Regions from separate parts of the Homo sapiens genome. Here region 2 is linked to region 1. Evidence: chromatin loops called from intact Hi-C (ENCODE). Cell type or tissue: Caco-2. All regions are shown on one strand. Each heading gives the region's core, and the rest is flanking DNA. Links, peaks and the distances in the headings are about the cores only.

The links. A loop is a pair of places that touch in the nucleus more often than their neighbours do. Peaks named below come from ENCODE experiments on the same cell type or tissue, not always from the same donor. Only the 100,000 strongest peaks of a DNase experiment are listed, where the experiment ranks them.
Region 2: a loop joins it to region 1, with 13 times the contacts of the local background. A loop is called at or near these places in 2 of 110 quality-filtered maps.

What each region holds. Positions count from the first base shown.
Region 1 is chr2:158,091,757-158,099,890 of GRCh38, forward strand. It overlaps a transcript of UPP2 not described here. Among named protein-coding and RNA genes, the nearest start is that of UPP2, 6.1 kb to the right of the region's middle. In Caco-2, for the core only: no CTCF peak of the experiment used is centred there; DNase peaks (open chromatin) are centred at 3,114 and 4,375.
Region 2 is chr2:158,179,866-158,187,999 of GRCh38, forward strand. All of the region lies in intron 11 of CCDC148 (coiled-coil domain containing 148), which reads right to left. All of the region lies in intron 3 of CCDC148-AS1 (CCDC148 antisense RNA 1), which reads left to right. Among named protein-coding and RNA genes, the nearest start is that of CCDC148-AS1, 17 kb to the left of the region's middle. In Caco-2, for the core only: no CTCF peak of the experiment used is centred there; no DNase peak of the experiment used is centred there.

The sequences.
Region 1 (8,134 bases), core at 3,093-5,592:
TCTCTTCCTCCAGCAGACTACCCTGGGCATGTTAGTATGACAATGGGGAAGTGCAAAGGCATGAACAACTGGCACATTGTCAGTTCTGACTCATTTTCTTGATCAAAATAATGGCATGATCGAGTCCATGGTCAAGGAGCAGTCAATGTTACCCAGTTTATGGTGAGAAGGCATTGCATAGTTATATGGAATAGGGTGTAGATACAGGGTGGAGTAAATAATTGAGGACATTACTGCAACTAACCACAGATAGGTTAAGAGTGGTCAAGCACACCCAGAGAGTGTGTGAAGAAGAAAGATCTGAGAAAATTTCTCATTTTATTGCCGAGAGACAAATTGAATGTATAAAAGGGAAGTTAATACATTAGGAGGACAAACTGAGGTGGCCTAACATACATCTAAGAGGGGTGCCAGAAGAAGATAACCTATTCAGGAAGAAATAGTGAGAATTTCCTAAAATTGATAACAGACAGGTTTTTTCATAATTTGGAAGCACAGTGAGCCATGAGAATAAGTTATTTTCTAAAAAAGTCACACCTAAACACATTTTAATAAAGCTTCAGGATATAAAGAGAAAATCTAGATGCAACCAGAAAGAAGAGACAGATTACTTACTCAAACACAAGCAGATGAAAACAAACTTTTCATCAGCAACAATGGGTACCAGAAGATAATGAATAAACATCCCATGAGTGCTGAGGGAAAATCACTGGCAATCTGGAATTCTAGACCATGCTAAATAGTCACTCAAAAATGAGGATAAAACAAAGATAGTTTTCAGCTCAAAGCCCATGCTGAAGAACTATTATATAATGTACTTTAGAAAGAAAGAAACCCAGAAGGAAGGAGATCTGAGAAGCAATTGTGATCAAAGACATTGGCAGACATGGATAATGTAAATTATTATTAACTATCAACAAAGTGGTAACCATAAGACTAAAAGGGAGGAAGGGATGAAAACAAGATAGATTAAGTTACTTTATACCAAAATGTGAAGTAGTAATTAGAGTTAAATTGTTCCAAGTTGCTTGTGTTATGCAGAAGAGTATAGGTATTAATTAGCTTTGAATTGTATTAAGTATGCTTGTTGAAATGTAAGGGTAACTATTGAAAGAATAGAAATAAAATATATAACTTCCAAAATAACAGAGGGAAATGGGGTCTGCAAAGAATCATGTAATCATTTTTTTTTCTCACTTTGCCACCCAGGCTGGAGTGCAGTGGCATGATCTCGGCTCACTGCAACCTCCGCCTCCCGGGTTCAAGTGATTCTCGTGCCTCAGCCTCCCCAGAAGTAGGGACTACAGGTGCACGCCATCATGACTGGCTAATTCTTGTATTTTTAGTAGAAATGGGGTTTCACCACATTGGCTAGGCTGGTCTCAAACTCCTGACGTCAAGTAATCTGTCCACCTCAGCCTCCCAAAGTGCTGGGATTACAGGCGTGAGCCATTGCGCCCAGCACAGAGAACTTAATCATTCTATAGAATGTAGGAAGGCGGTAAAAAGAAACATACACACACACACACACACACACACACACACACACAATTAGAAAAAAAATAAGAAGAAAGGAGTAAAAATATATCAGGAATCACAGTATTTGTAAATGTATTAAACATAGATAAAAGACAACTTTTTGAAAATCCATTGATGTATTGTTTACCTGATACACTCCTAAAACATAATGACATGGAAAGTTTGGAAGTAAAGGACAATATATATAACCAACAAAGGATCAGTATTCATCATATATAAAAATCTCCTACAAATTAGTAAGACAAAAATAAAATACCCAAAAGAAAATACGGGCAAAGAATGGAGAAGAAAGCTGAAAGACTGCCAAACATATATAAAGGCGTTTAATCTCACTAGTAATCAGGGAAATGAAATAAAGCAAAGAGATACCATTTTACAGTCATCACATTAACAAAAGAATTATAAGGCTAACAACATCAGATTTATTGGCAACAATATGGGGAAATGGGGTTTATTATACACTGTTGACAAAAGTGTAACTTGGTAAAACTATTAGGTAGGGCAATGTAATACTATCTAGTAAAACTGAATACATGCAAACATATTATTACCACACATTAGAGAAACTCTTATGTGCATACACAAGAAGATACCCATAAGGATGTTTACAGGAAAAAATTGGAAGCAACATAAAAAAGCCAGTTTTAAAAATATATATATAGTATATGTTACATTTATATATATATGCCATATATTATATATACATATGATTCTTATATATACATATCTACCATATATATACATATACCATATACATACACACACGCACACACCTTAAACCTGCTCATGTAGTTATTAAGTACATACTTATAAGTACGAGTTTTAACATATACCCCAAAAGCATACCTACCAACTCTTCACCTTTAGGACAGTGATTACCTTCAGGAAGAAAGTGAAGGTAATCTAAAGTAAGGAAGGTGACAGGGCTTTAATGAAATCTTTCCTTTAAAAAAAAATGTGTTAAATATGGCAAAATGTAACAATTGTTAAATTTGGGTAGTAACTACACAGGCATCTAATATATCTGTACCTTTATGTTTAAATGTTTTAAAATTAAAAATTTTAACTATAGTAACTAACATGAAGTAGTCACAAAGACCTAACAATCACCACAGCAACAGTATTTTCTGTTTAGTTACTTTAAATAAAAAACCAAGTAAAGTGTTCAAAAGAATAACATTTTTGAAAAGTCATGACATGCCTAAGGTGAAGCATTTACAGAAATGTCAATGTGACCATGATTATACAACCAAGGTTTTCTACTTCCTTAGAAAAAAAATTAATGGTTAACTCAATATATTGCACTTAGTAATGTTAAGAGAGTTCCATAAAACATACTGTTCTCTTTCACTCAGCTAAACCTAAATTAGAATCAGTCAGCTTTGAAATTTCATGACTTTGGGGGCCTAGAATTCACCACCTCCACAATGTATTAGCATTATTTTCCCATCTGAGCCCTCTTGGGCAGCAGCAGTAATAATCTGTGGTGTGTGTTAGAGGTTAGGACTGAACCTTCCTTGAGTTCCCAGGAAAATCACCCCCTCTCCCTTCAGTGTGGGGTTTGTCAAACTCACAGAGCTTCCTCCAGCTGTGGAGGCTGATTTCCCAATGTACTTCATGATCTGGTTAAGCGCTTTCATCAGGTGCTGAAAGACTAACACGGGCTTTAATCTCCAAGGCTTGAAGTCACCAGAATGGCCAGTCACAGGCAGTGAGGAAGCCAGGCTAGGAGACCAGCAGAAACAGAGCCTCTCAGCCCTCATACCCTTTAACTAATATTTCAGGGACAGCTCAGGGGCAGACAGAAATTGCTCCAGACAGGGTGGTGAGTTGGGCCCTGCTATTTGGGTAAAATCATAGGGAAGTGATGAGCCTGAGATGAGTTAATCGTAAAGTGTGTGTGAGAGACATTTTAAGGGTCAATTTAAAATTTGGCAATGAGATGACTTTAAAATCAGCTTTAGGACTGGGCCATCATTTTGATGGGGCCATCTTGTTCATCAGCATTCAAAGAACACACAGCTGCTATGGTTTAACTGTGCCCTCTTTTCCTATAAATGAGTTAAATCAACAACCTGATGACTAGCAGGGTAAAATGTGGCAGAGAGATGTTCCTTACATCCCAGTCCTACTTCACCTTCAACACCCAGATCAAATTCCCTTCTCTTGTTGAGGCCATTCTCCTTGGACTTTGTCTTCTTTAATGGACTCCACCATGTACCAGAAGCAGAGTAGAAAGAGTTTTCATGGTTTTGTGGCTGCACAGATCTAGATCTGAACTCCAATCTCCATTTACTCACTATAGGATCTCAGGCATTTGATTTAACCTCTCTAGGCTTCCATTTCCTCATCTGAAAATTGGGGAAATAATAATACCTATCTCACAGACGTGTTGTGAGGATGAAATGAGATACGGAGTCGAACTGTTTAGTCCAAAGCCTGGCCTGGAGTAATGCTATTAGCCACTGTTGTTACTGACATTCTTCCTGTTTTTTTTTTCATTATTTTTCCTTATCCTTCAGATTTCTATTCTGAGTTGAATGTGGTTATTTCGAGCTTAGACAAAAGCTTTTACATTTTATTCCCTACTGGTATTGATTTAAAATATGCTTTATTTCCAATGAAATAGCTTTTCTTGAATTTTTGTTAGACACGCGGTGCCTCATATTTTCTCAAACATCATTAAGAACAGAAACATCCTAAAAATTGAAGTCAAGTACATGCAGAAGTCAAGGGTTTTTCAGTCTTAAGGCCCTCTGTTGACCAGGCCACTAGAGGCACTGATGACCTTTGCTGGCTGTTCAGAGTTTTCTGTTGACTCTGAGGCTCTGGTGTTGGCTTAAGGTCAGCCATTAGAAAACAGTGAATTTACGCTTTGGTCACACTGTGGGAGTCAGGCTCGTGATAAGAAAGGCCACCAGAAAAGCCAGGGAAGTTGTAAGTAAAGTTCTTTTCATTTGGATGTTGCCAGAAAAAACAGGCTGAGAACAAAGACCATTATTAAAAAATAATAAAATAGTGGGCCAGGTGTGGTGGCTCACGCCTGTAATCCCAGCACTTTGGGAGGCCAAGGCAGGCGGATTACCTGAGGTCAGGAGTTCGAGACCAGCCTGGCCAACATGGTGAAACCCCGTCTCTACTAAAAATACAAAAATTAGCTGGGCATGGTGGCACAGGCCTGTAATCCCAGCTACTCAGGAGGCTGAGGCAGGAGAATTGCTTGAGCCTGGGAAGCGGAGGTTGCGGTGAACTGAGATTGCACCACTGCACTCCAGCCTAGCTGACAGAGCAAGACTCTGTCTCAAAAATAAATAAATAAATAAATATAATAAACAATAAGTGGCCATCAATAGGAGAATGGATAAATTGCTGTAATGTCATATAACAGATCACTATATGGTAATCTGATGAATTAGACCTATGCCTAACAATAATTTGATATCATTGCATATATAATATTAAATTTTTGAAAACAAAGTTGTAAAGGAAGGTAGAGTGGGATAGTATTAAGGTAAAATTTTTAAGCAGAAGAACCAAAACTATTTTTTTATCATCTATACTTCAACTTATAAAACACTTGAACCAGAAGTATACTTCCCAAATTTAGGGTTATGTTTACTTATCTGGGGAGAAAGGGAAGGAAATGAGATTGGATAAATCTTCAACTGTACATGGATTAATTTTAATGTTTTCAAATTAATATTAAGTCTGGTAGAAAAGAACATGTTAAATTTTTCTGAATACTTTGTAATATATATTAAATATTTTATAGTTTTAAAAACATGATAAAAAATATGAACCAGAAAAAAATAAAATAAAGTAAGTCATTACTCATCTTCGAGCATTAACAAACTTAGCACATAGTAGGTGCTTAATAATCACTTACTGCATGATAAGTATGACACTTCTTATGTGGCGTTTCCATTTACCTGGAGACAGACCCTTTCTGGAATGGCTGACAATAGTCAAGTCCTCCTTACTCAAACCCCTACAAAAGCCTATAAATAAATGTTCACGCAATTTGAAACTTGTTATTTTCTTAACTTTAATCATTGTCCAAAGAGAAATTCCTGGTTTCTCTCTCTATATATATATATATAGAGAGAGTGTGTATATAATTCTGGTAAAAAATAAATTTCGTCAATCAAGAAATTTTCCTCAGGCAAATTTCAACTTTATAAAGATTCCAGATGTCAATGCCTTGTGGGTCCTGGAAAATATGTCATTGTTTTGTATTTCTAAATCTCATACACAATTATTAAAACTTTTACAACATAACCACATCTCCTGAGACTGGAAACAGGAGCTTGCAGTCCTTTGCAAGGATTAGGGGATGCTGCAATCCTCCCCAGGGCCTCAGCATGGGTCAGCCTCCACTACACCAACCCTCGGGGGAAGGTATCTGTGCAAACATTCAGCTGCCACCCCTCTGCCTGGCCCTGCCTAGAACAGCAGTGCATTTTGACAGAATTGTGGAGGGAAACACCCTCCAAAAAAGAGCAAAACAAACACCGTAGGGTTGTAGCATTTGTCCTAGGGATATCATTCTTGCTTATAATTATAATATAGTACTTTGAAACCTAATACTAATCTCTTTTTTTCTTTTCTGTATACATGGCCTTTTTCATAGTGCACACTCCCGTCTATCTGCTGGGGAATGGGAGTTAGAGTAGGAAATTAGAATTCTTTCAATAGCAATTATGAGTCCCTAATAAGGCAATGTGAGGAAAAATAAAGATTTTAGATATGTTTATACTGTCATTAACACAAAAAAACCTAGGTCTGGACTTGAACACGGAGATTGCTAGAAACCAGAGAGAACTCAGGATAGGATATAAGGGAAATTCACATAAGACAGAGAGAAAAAGTACAAAGAGGGTCTCCTCTTTTAATTATGAGAGTAAGAGGGCAGGAGAAATGGTGCAAGAGGCAGGCCAAGGTCTGCGGTGACCACCCACCCTTGGGGGTGAAAATAAAGGAGGAGGGTGCTATCCCTATCCAACTAGGCATAGGCCAGCCTGAGAACACTGCAGCCAGAGGCCTGCATCCTTCGAGGCAGCCTAAGAAAGGTTGTGATTCTCTAGGAGAATTTCCATATTCAGCTTAGGCCTGCATCCAAGATGGTGAGGGGGAGGGCCAGCATAATGCTCCCTTAGGGCCAGATGGGGCCAGCTGCATCTCAGTGAGCGCATTCAAGGACCCATAGACTACACCTAAGTAGCCACAGGTCCCTTATGAGAAAACAGCGGACAATGCCTGAGCTGCATCATCACATAGAGCCAAGGGATAATACAAGGAAATGAGCACATGGATCCAGGAGCCCTTCTCTTGCTCCTTGCTCATCCCCACCATTCCATTTTGTACGTGTCACCTCAGATGGGAGCAGTGGGCACAAGGAAGAAATTGGATGAACGCGTATCTAAAAGAAAATAAATCATCTAAATGAGACTATTTAAACCAAAGACAGAGATGCTGTTAATTGGCAAGTTTAAAAACACTGTCCTCTGCTCTATCTTCCAGGAGGGTGCGTATACTGAGAAAGACTGGATAGCTAATAGAAAATACTGTACATTTTCTTTGCACGTATATGTAATAATGTTAAACTATAACACATCTATACCATAAAAAATTGTACACTCTTAATAGCTCCCCTTTTATACAAAGGTTTTGAGGCACCTATAACCTATGTATTGGAAAATAAACACTCAAGGAAAGATCAAAAGATCTTTAATTAGTTTTAGTTATTTGTCACGAAGGAGAGAATGCTGAATTTACACTTAGTATATGTGTTTTAACATACAGAAGGTTAGTATGAGGAGTGTGGTAACTTGCGTTTTCTTTATTCATGGAATGTCAATATTTTTGTGGAAGAAAAGAAGCAAGAACTGTCTTTTTCATGCCTTTATCTTCAGCACTTCCTAGACTTCCTGGAGCATGGTGTATGCTCAGTTAATATTTATTGAATGAATAAATGAAAATATAAACTGCTTAGCCTCAGAATGGATAGCTTAGGACATTTTTGGAGCTCTCTCAAGCCATTGCTGGTGCTATGGGCTGAATGGAAGAGCCAGGGAATCTGATGTGGCAGGAGGAAAGGGCTCTTGGTTACCCCATCCCCACTCTGAGACCCGCCAAAGAAGGAGGAGATGTGAGGACTTTGCTGTGCGTTGACACCCCTACTCCCATAGGCTGTGAGGCTAGTGTGTGTGTGCATGTGTAAGGGGCAGTGTCTTCTGGGAAGGGGTGCCTGCTGCAGCCTCAGGTGAACCAATACAACCTTTGCTGATACCCCATGGAGAGACATCTAAGAATTGAGACTCTGGTCCCAGGGCTAGTCTAGCAGGCAGGGAAAGAGCACAAAAGCATGGTCTCAGGGAGGCCTAAATGCTATCCAGTTGTACATCAAGACTGTGCTTTCTTTTTCTAATATTAGAGGTTCAGGGACAAAATTAAGCCAGATAGAAAACTGTAATGGAATTGAGAATGTAATAGTGCCAGCATCATAAAGGAAGACGGTAGGAAGTGAAGTGTTTTGTCTCAGGCAAGACACCATGGAGCATGGATTTGGCAGATCTGATGCAAGACCCTCCTGATC
Region 2 (8,134 bases), core at 2,514-5,013, 88 kb after region 1:
ACTTTCCCTTAGCATTCTATTTCCAACCCCCTTAAAATCATCGGCTATTAAAATATGGCCCACTTAAATACCAGCTTAAAGCCCTGAGCTCCTTGGCCCTCCTCTGCTGCCTTTTTTGGGCAGCCTCCCTTGCCATCTCCTTGCCCAAGCTATACTTCTACTGAATTATAGAGATGGAATTCATCCTTTCAAAAGAGTAGGCACCTGGGTTCTCAGGGGAGTATTAGCTCTCCACCTCTGCCTTTCATCATTGAAAGATTTAGCTTTCTCTGTGGCATCAGTCACAAATGTCCTTTACCCTTAGTGTGCACACCTGCATTTTCCAAGGTGGAGACACCTTCACTAGACCTTTTACATTCTGGATTCTGGTATTTACTGCGTGTTCACCCTGCATCAGGTCTTGTGCTAAGTGCTTTATATGTTTTAGGTCATTTAGACCTCACAACAATCACATGCTGGGTTGCCATTTTTTAATTCCATTTTATGGATATAAAGAAATAGAAGCATAGACATGTGATCTTAAGAGACGTACAAATAAGAGCCACTGAGAATTTGGAGAAAGGTGAGATGACCAATCACTGCACTGTGGGAGGGGCTGGCTAAACTTAGCAAGAGCTTCACGGAGGAGGCAGTATCTGAGCAGGGTCTTGAGGATTAGGATTCCAGGCAGAGACAGCAAGTGCAGGGCTGGCATCTGAGAGTGGCCCTCACTTGCCTTGACCTAGTCATGGAGGCCACGAGAGGGGAAGAGCTCAGGGTGGCAAGAACAGAACAAGTGAATGATGAGTGACAGAGAAGCCCAGGCAAGTACTGGTGGCTGAGGCTGCAGCCACAGGGTTCCCTTAGGAAGACATGCTCCTGGGGAGGAATACCCCAGAAACAGGTTGCTCATGAGTCTGTCATGAAAGGAGAGACACAGGAGAGGAAAGGAGGGAAGCACACAGTGGATCCTTGTGGAATACAAAACCCAGAATGAGATTTAGAAGGAAAATCCTAACCTCCTTTGATGGCCATGAGTGTTCTTGCCAAAATCAGGAGTCAATATAGTCAAGACACATAGATTAAAGAGCCCACAAACCAGAATGCTCCCTTTCTCTCACGCCTCCATGTCATGGAAAGCTCTATTTCTCATTCTCTCCACTTTCACTAAGGCATGACATGACACAACCTCCCTAATGAGGTTCTACTCAATTTAAGCACTGAGTACAAGCTAAGTGAACTACTGTGAAGGTTCAATTAAAAAATACCCTGGGATTTGACAATTACCATATGCTAATTCTCAGAACCTTTGGAAAGTTTCTCTTCCTTTGGGATATATAGGTTGCTTTGTCTGCAACAAAGTTTTTGTCTGTTTTGTGGAAAAGTAATAGTTGTTACAGTCAGGGGAGCTTGACTAGTGAGGAAGAAATTGCAAATGAGAGAAAGGCATTTGTACTTGTGTGGTAGAGAAGGCTGACTCATCATTTACTTTGAGGCTTATTCATTTATTTAACAGGTATTTGTTGAGCACCTGCCATGCATCAAGGGCTGTGTTAGGCACTGGTGATACAACGTCAACATGGGAGACATGCTCCTGTCCTCGAAGAACTGACAATCCAATGTAGATACAAAGACCCAGGCAATTATGATACAGGGCAGCTTGTGCTCTGATGGGACAATGGGGCAGAGACCATGGGAAAGACAGCTTTCCCAGACTTGGGGCTTTTAGGGCAGTATCTATAATAGGAGGAAGTACTCTGAATTTAAGATCCAAAGAAGGAGCAGGAATGCACCAGGAGGGGAGAGAATAGAAAGAATGATTCAGACAAAAAAGTAGCATTTGAAGGCCCAGAGGTGAGAGTGAGCAGGTATGTCTTAAAAGACATTCAGAATAACCAAAAATGAGCAAAATAAGGTGCAGAGGGCCAAGAACTGAAGCTAGAGAAGCAAGAGGGGCTGGACTGTGGGGGTTTTGAAAGCATGAGAGGTTTTGATCAGGGAGAAGTATCTGCTGTGATATGCAGGATGGGTTGTTGGGAGGCAAGACTAGAGATGAGCAATCCAGATGGGAATGGAAGGCCTCCTGATCTAGGATGGGGGAAGAGTACTCATAGGAGGTTGGGAAAAGATAGGGATTTAAAGGACATGTAGAAAATAAAAATCAACAGAAAGTTTTCATTTATTTTATGGGAGAGGGAAAGAGATAGAGGAAATTTTCTCTTACACAGTGAACAGGGGTGTTCCTCCCTAAGACTGGGAACTCACATGAGAAACAGGGAGGTGAAAGAATTAAGTTCAGTTTGAACACAGACCTGTCTTCACAAGATCTGGGCTGGAGAAATACATGGGGAGTCTTTACCAGTAGAACGGAATTGAAGCCACAAGGCAGATGCCACCATCTAGAAAAAGAGTGTAGAGTAAGAAGAGAGGTAGGCCTGGGATTGATTCCTAAGGAAACAACACTTAGGAAAGGGAAAGAAGGAGAGGAAACCATTTAGGGAAGTGAGGAGGATAAGTGGTCCTAAGATGTTAGGGAAAATGGGGTCAACAACATCAAATGCTACAGAAAGATCAATTCTAGTGCAAAATAATGATTGGGTTAAACAACAGGGAGTCATTGGTGACCTTGGTGAGAACATCCCACAGAGGTGGATGAGGTGAGGTAAGGCAGTAAGAGAGGGCATGGAGACAAACAAGTCCTGCAGCAAAACTGATGCAAATGGAGAGGCGAGAGACAAGGCGGAGCTGGAGGGTGCACAGAGCCGACCACAGTTGCATTGGCTCCAAAGTGATGATCAAGGTTACTCTGACTGCCTGAAGGATTGGCCATGAAAAAATTTCAGGACTTAGGAGACACACTCAAATTCTTCATTTTTACAGATGCTATGGTTTAAACTCAATAATACTTCACTTAAAAAAGGAGAAACTCTTGGTGCTTCTTCTACTCTGGATAGAAAATTTTCTTTGCCTAAAGAGAAGTGATGCAGAAAAACTCCTGGGAGGAAGCCAAATACTCACATATTCATGGGGAAAGAAAATAGCAACACAGTAAAGTCAATCATTTGGAAATTTTTCCACATAAATACTTTTAGCCACTTGAGGTAGCAGATTTTCTCCAAATTAAACTGTTGCTATGAAAGTCAATGTCAGGAAGTGGCTAAACTCAATAGTTTTTAAGTTGTGCACTGAATTCCCAAACAGAAACCGTCTTGGGTTCATTTCTCAGTCTATTATATGCTCCCTGAGTCTACAAAGGTTGAAAGTGCTGCAAAAGAGGCATTTTCGACTTCTCTTGGGGGAGGAGAAGCATCATATTGTTCAAAAGCAACAGCTGCTGCAGAATCCGGCACAGCACTAACAATAATCTGGAAAGGATTTTATTTAAGCCTCCAGGCCTGAGTGTAGTTGAAGGGACAGTATGCTTTCATGTAGAAATGGAGAATTTATGTATCATTTATGAGACATTTTAATGTGTGCACAGCACTCTAAGAAATGAGTATACAAATGCAAATGTTTGGAAACACCTTGATCCGTAGTAACAGCTTCCCTGGGCTTCACTGAAACTTCAGTGAGAACCGGGCAAAATGATAAGTACCAAATCTTGATCTCCCTTTTATCTGGAGTCACAGCTAACTTTCCTCTCAAAAGAAGCTACAGCCACCAAGGGGGAAAAAGACTTCTGACAAATGGTCAATAGTGGCAAGTTCTACAATTTAAAACAAACAAAGAAACAAACAAAAAACTTAAGCAATAAAATGGAGCATAAAGACGTATCTTCATTAGGGTCTCTAACTAGTATGGAACTCCCCCTACCACCTAACATTTCAGGCAAGTAATTTGCCCTACTGAATTAAAGGCAGTTTATAATCAAACTTGCTACTTAGTGTTTAAGTCATGTGGCTTAGTCAATATGCAACAAGAAATCTTTAAACAGGCATGTGCTGGAGGTGCTACTATCAGGTGTTTCAGTGGCAGCATCACGGGGAACCTGTTTCTGCCTGTTGGGAAATTCATTTTTGGCTCAGATTTTACTCAGGAGGTTGTTCTTCCTACTAAGCAGAGGGGACCCCTTCATTAACTACAGGTCACCCCAACAGGGAAGAATGTGCAGATCAAAGCAGGCAGGCCAGGTGCCAACACGTTTCAAGTGGAGGGGAGAAGTCTGCCCAAAGAAAAGAATGGAAATTGCACAGGAAGACATTCACATTGAAAGGCATCACTCCTCTAACCACACGGGCTGGGAGTCTCCACTCAGTGGGGATTCTGGCTAAGGGCATAAGCAAAGACCAATTTCTGCAAACAGGAATGTGAATCCTGACACAAGACACTGACATCCTGGTACAGATTGGCATGAGGCAAGAACAAAGAAAACTCACAGGGTCTCTGCAGAATCAGAAAAGATGAACCCTTGCCAGCCCCAAACAGAGACCATTGTTCAGCTCAGAGAGCTTCCTGGTTCCTTTGTGAAGCTATTGGAACCCCATCTTTTAATTGATTAATTAGTTAAATTAGTCAACATAGAGTTACTTAAGCACCTACTATGTGTCAAGCACTGTTCTAGGTGCTCAGGTTATAATAGTGGGGGGAAATAAAACAGAGGAAAGAAGTCCCTACTCTGTTGAGTTTACATAATTTGTGGTCTGTTATGTATAAGCATGCCTAAATGAACACTGTAGTAAAATCACAAAATTGTTCTTAATAGTTTTTGAATTTATTCATAAACTTCCAAATTACAGAGCCCCTTTTCAGATTGCTACAGAATCATGGTTCTCAATCACTGAAACTTGTAAAATGACTTGCAATGCCAAGGCCTCGCTCCAGAATAATTACATCAGAATCTAGTAGTCAGGCCCAAGTACTGTATTTTGTTGAAAGTTCCACTAGATGATTCTAATGAGCAGCCTGGGATGAGAACCAATGCTACATAGCTTAGTCATTCTCAAATGAGCGTACATCAAAATCACCTGTGTGACTGGTTAAACCTCAGACTTCTGGGCCAGCTCCAAAGTTTCTGATTCAGTAGTTGTCAAGCGGAGCCCCCAAATCTGCATTTCTGACAAGTTTCCAGGTGATGCTGATTGTGCTGGTCTGGGGACCACACTTTGAGAACTACAGCATAGATAAATATACAGATTAAAAGGACTTTACCTGACTATTGTTATCAAGACAAAACCAGTTACAAGTTACTACCTAGACAGGGCTTATTTCTGTTTGCCTGTGCTAAACATTGCAGTTATATGCCTCAGGACTGTTCCAAACTAGAAATTCTTGCTTGGTATTATTGACATTCCAGAGCAGGACCTTTCAACCCCATTCTTTCCCAGCCCCTATGGCCCTGACACACATGGATGACAGGTTCTCTCAGAGACCAGAGCCTTCTCAGGCTTGGATAAGTGCTGGTGATGGGCAGTTGCAATAATGGCTATTACTGAACCTCTTTCTTTCCCTCTGATGGACAAAACACTGGTGTATCCTGATGACAGCTGAAAACCTCAGGCTACTGGCCGATATTTAAAGGGTCTATTCAGTAAAATCAAAGGAAGAGGAAATAACTCGAAGGCGTCTCAGCCTTTAAATAGAGATATGAACCACCTTCTTTGAGAATTATTTCGGCAGCTCCAAGGGTTGGATATCTTATCACAATGGAAGCAAAAATCCATAAATAAGAGCACATTTTCCTGTTGATTTTAATCAGTTCTAAGCCTGCTGTTTGAGTTCAGGTGAGCTGGAAGTGAGAGATACAAACAAGGACTTCAATCTGGGAGTCCCATGTTGAAAGGAGGACAAGCTGTGAAGAGAGAGACACTGGAAGAGTGTTGCAAATATCATATTAGCTCATTCCCCAAACTAATCCAAAAAACTATTTCTGCCACAACTTATTTATTCTTCTTTTTCTGAACCATTCCTCTTTCTACCTGACCTTCTGTAATCCTTTTATATCTTTACATATCTTCAACATTTTCCTCAACTACTCCTTTCCAATAACATTCCAAATGGGGCTCATTGTTTATAGAGAATTTAAAAATAATAAACGGACAAAAACCTTTTTAAAAAATCACCATGCCCCAATAGTTTAAATAATGTTAGTGATAAAATACTTCCTCCACTGGAACACTCAGCCACACCTGACCCCATTCTCAGTCGCTGCTTTCAATGATTTGCCTTAATTGAAAACCAGTGCTTCCCAGGTGCCACTACTTTTATTGCAACCTCTTAAAATAGAGGGTACCTGCAGAGAGGAGGCTGAGTTTTTCTGGCTCCTCAGTGACAATTCCAGAAAGTTGTACACATTGACTTTGGGATGATACCATCCTGTCTGTTCTATGGTTCTTGGAATTAACTACTGACTGGCTGGGTCAGTGTCCAATATTTACTCAACTCTGCCCACACAGTCTCTTGATTTCCAGCACCATTAACTCCATCCCTACTTCAGCAAACTTTTCCTTAGACTGAACTTAGAATTGTCATCACCTAGAACTGTTCCCCTGCCAACACCTTGAACTGAGGATTCCCGTTATATGCCTCCAGGTCTGGGGTCATGGCATAGACTTAGAAAGGCTGTATGCTGCACAAGTCTAGGAAGCGTCATTCACATGGATTGCCTGTCACCCTTCTGACACTGTCACCCATTTAACCTTACTCAATCTGTGACTTGAGCTTAGCAAGATTTCCATTGTTCAACAATATTTATTAGCTTAAATTAATAACCAACCACCTTCCACGGTTCTTTTTCCTCTACATATAAATTTATTCAAATCGGGTAGAGGGATGTATCTCTCAACTCTGCCTCCCTTTTCAGATACCGTCTTTTTTTCTTTCATTCCTTTTACTGCAAAATTTCTTAACTGAGGAAGCCATACATTCTGTCTCCAGCTCTTCACTTCTCATTTATTAACTTAAATACCATTGAACAATGGAAATCTTGCTAGGTCCCAGGTTAGGCCTTCCCTCCTGAAATTTTTTTTCTAGTTTTGCCTTTTCTCCCAGGCTACAAGAACCAGTCAGGCTTTATCTCATTCTCTCCCCAGCTTTGGAGCCCTGGGTCTATCTCTTCAAAGGCATTGTCAACAGCATCCTTTAATTATCTTGCCTTTTCTTTCTCATCTACCCTGCCAATATCCAACTCTAATTCTTTGTTGAAATTATTATGTACTAATGAAGTTGATCCTTAACTGGACATTCAACACTGCTCCAGAATTATTTATTCTCTCCCCAGCTGCTTGATGTTCTCCTTGAATTTCTACATCATGGCTAACTCTCCCTCTTAGTGGAGAACCTCACCTGCTCCACTGAAAAGAGCATTCATTTCCTCAATATGCTTTGCCGCTTCCAACCTTGTCAAAACTCATCTTCATCCATCCTTTGCTCCTTAAATCTGGGCTCCTAATCCTATAAATCTAGTTGCTGCTAGGATCTTGCTCCAGAAGTGAACTTCTTTCTTTCTTAATTCTTCAGTCTCTCTCTCTCTCTAACCAACCACCTTCCATGGTTCTCTTTCCTCTACGTACAAACTTATTCAAATGGGGTGGAGGGATGTATCTCTCAACTCTGGCTCCCTTTTCAGACACCATCTTTTTTTCTTTCATTCTTTTTACTGGAAAATTTCTTAACTGAGGAAGCCATACTTTCTGTCTCCAGCTCTTCACTTCTCATTTAGTCCAAACCATCCTGCAGTCTGGCCTCTGTCCACTCCACTCTATGGAAACTACTTTCCCCAATAACACCAGTGACTCAAAATTGCAAACTCAGAGCCGTCTTTCAGAGCTCCTTCAATGTGACCTGTCTGCAATGCCTGGTACTGATGATACCTTCTTCTTGGAATGTGCTTCCTATCTCTTGCACTGCTTTCTCTTCATTCCTTTTACCAGCTTCTCCTCGTCTGTCTACCCAAAGTTCCAACATGAATCCTCTTCTTTTCTCAATTTAAAAACTACTTCTGAGAAATCTGACTTCAACTACAATCAGTGCACAAATATCTGCAGCCTCCACCTCCCTCAAAGTCCCAGATCCTTTGAGCTTTTATTTGTTCTTTATGTAAGTTCAGGATTACCCTCAAACAAATCTCTCAAGTGTAACTATATTACATTGCTGGTTAAATAAAGAACTGCTGCTTTAAGGGCATCTGAGTTGGGTATAAGTTTGACATCTTCTTGTG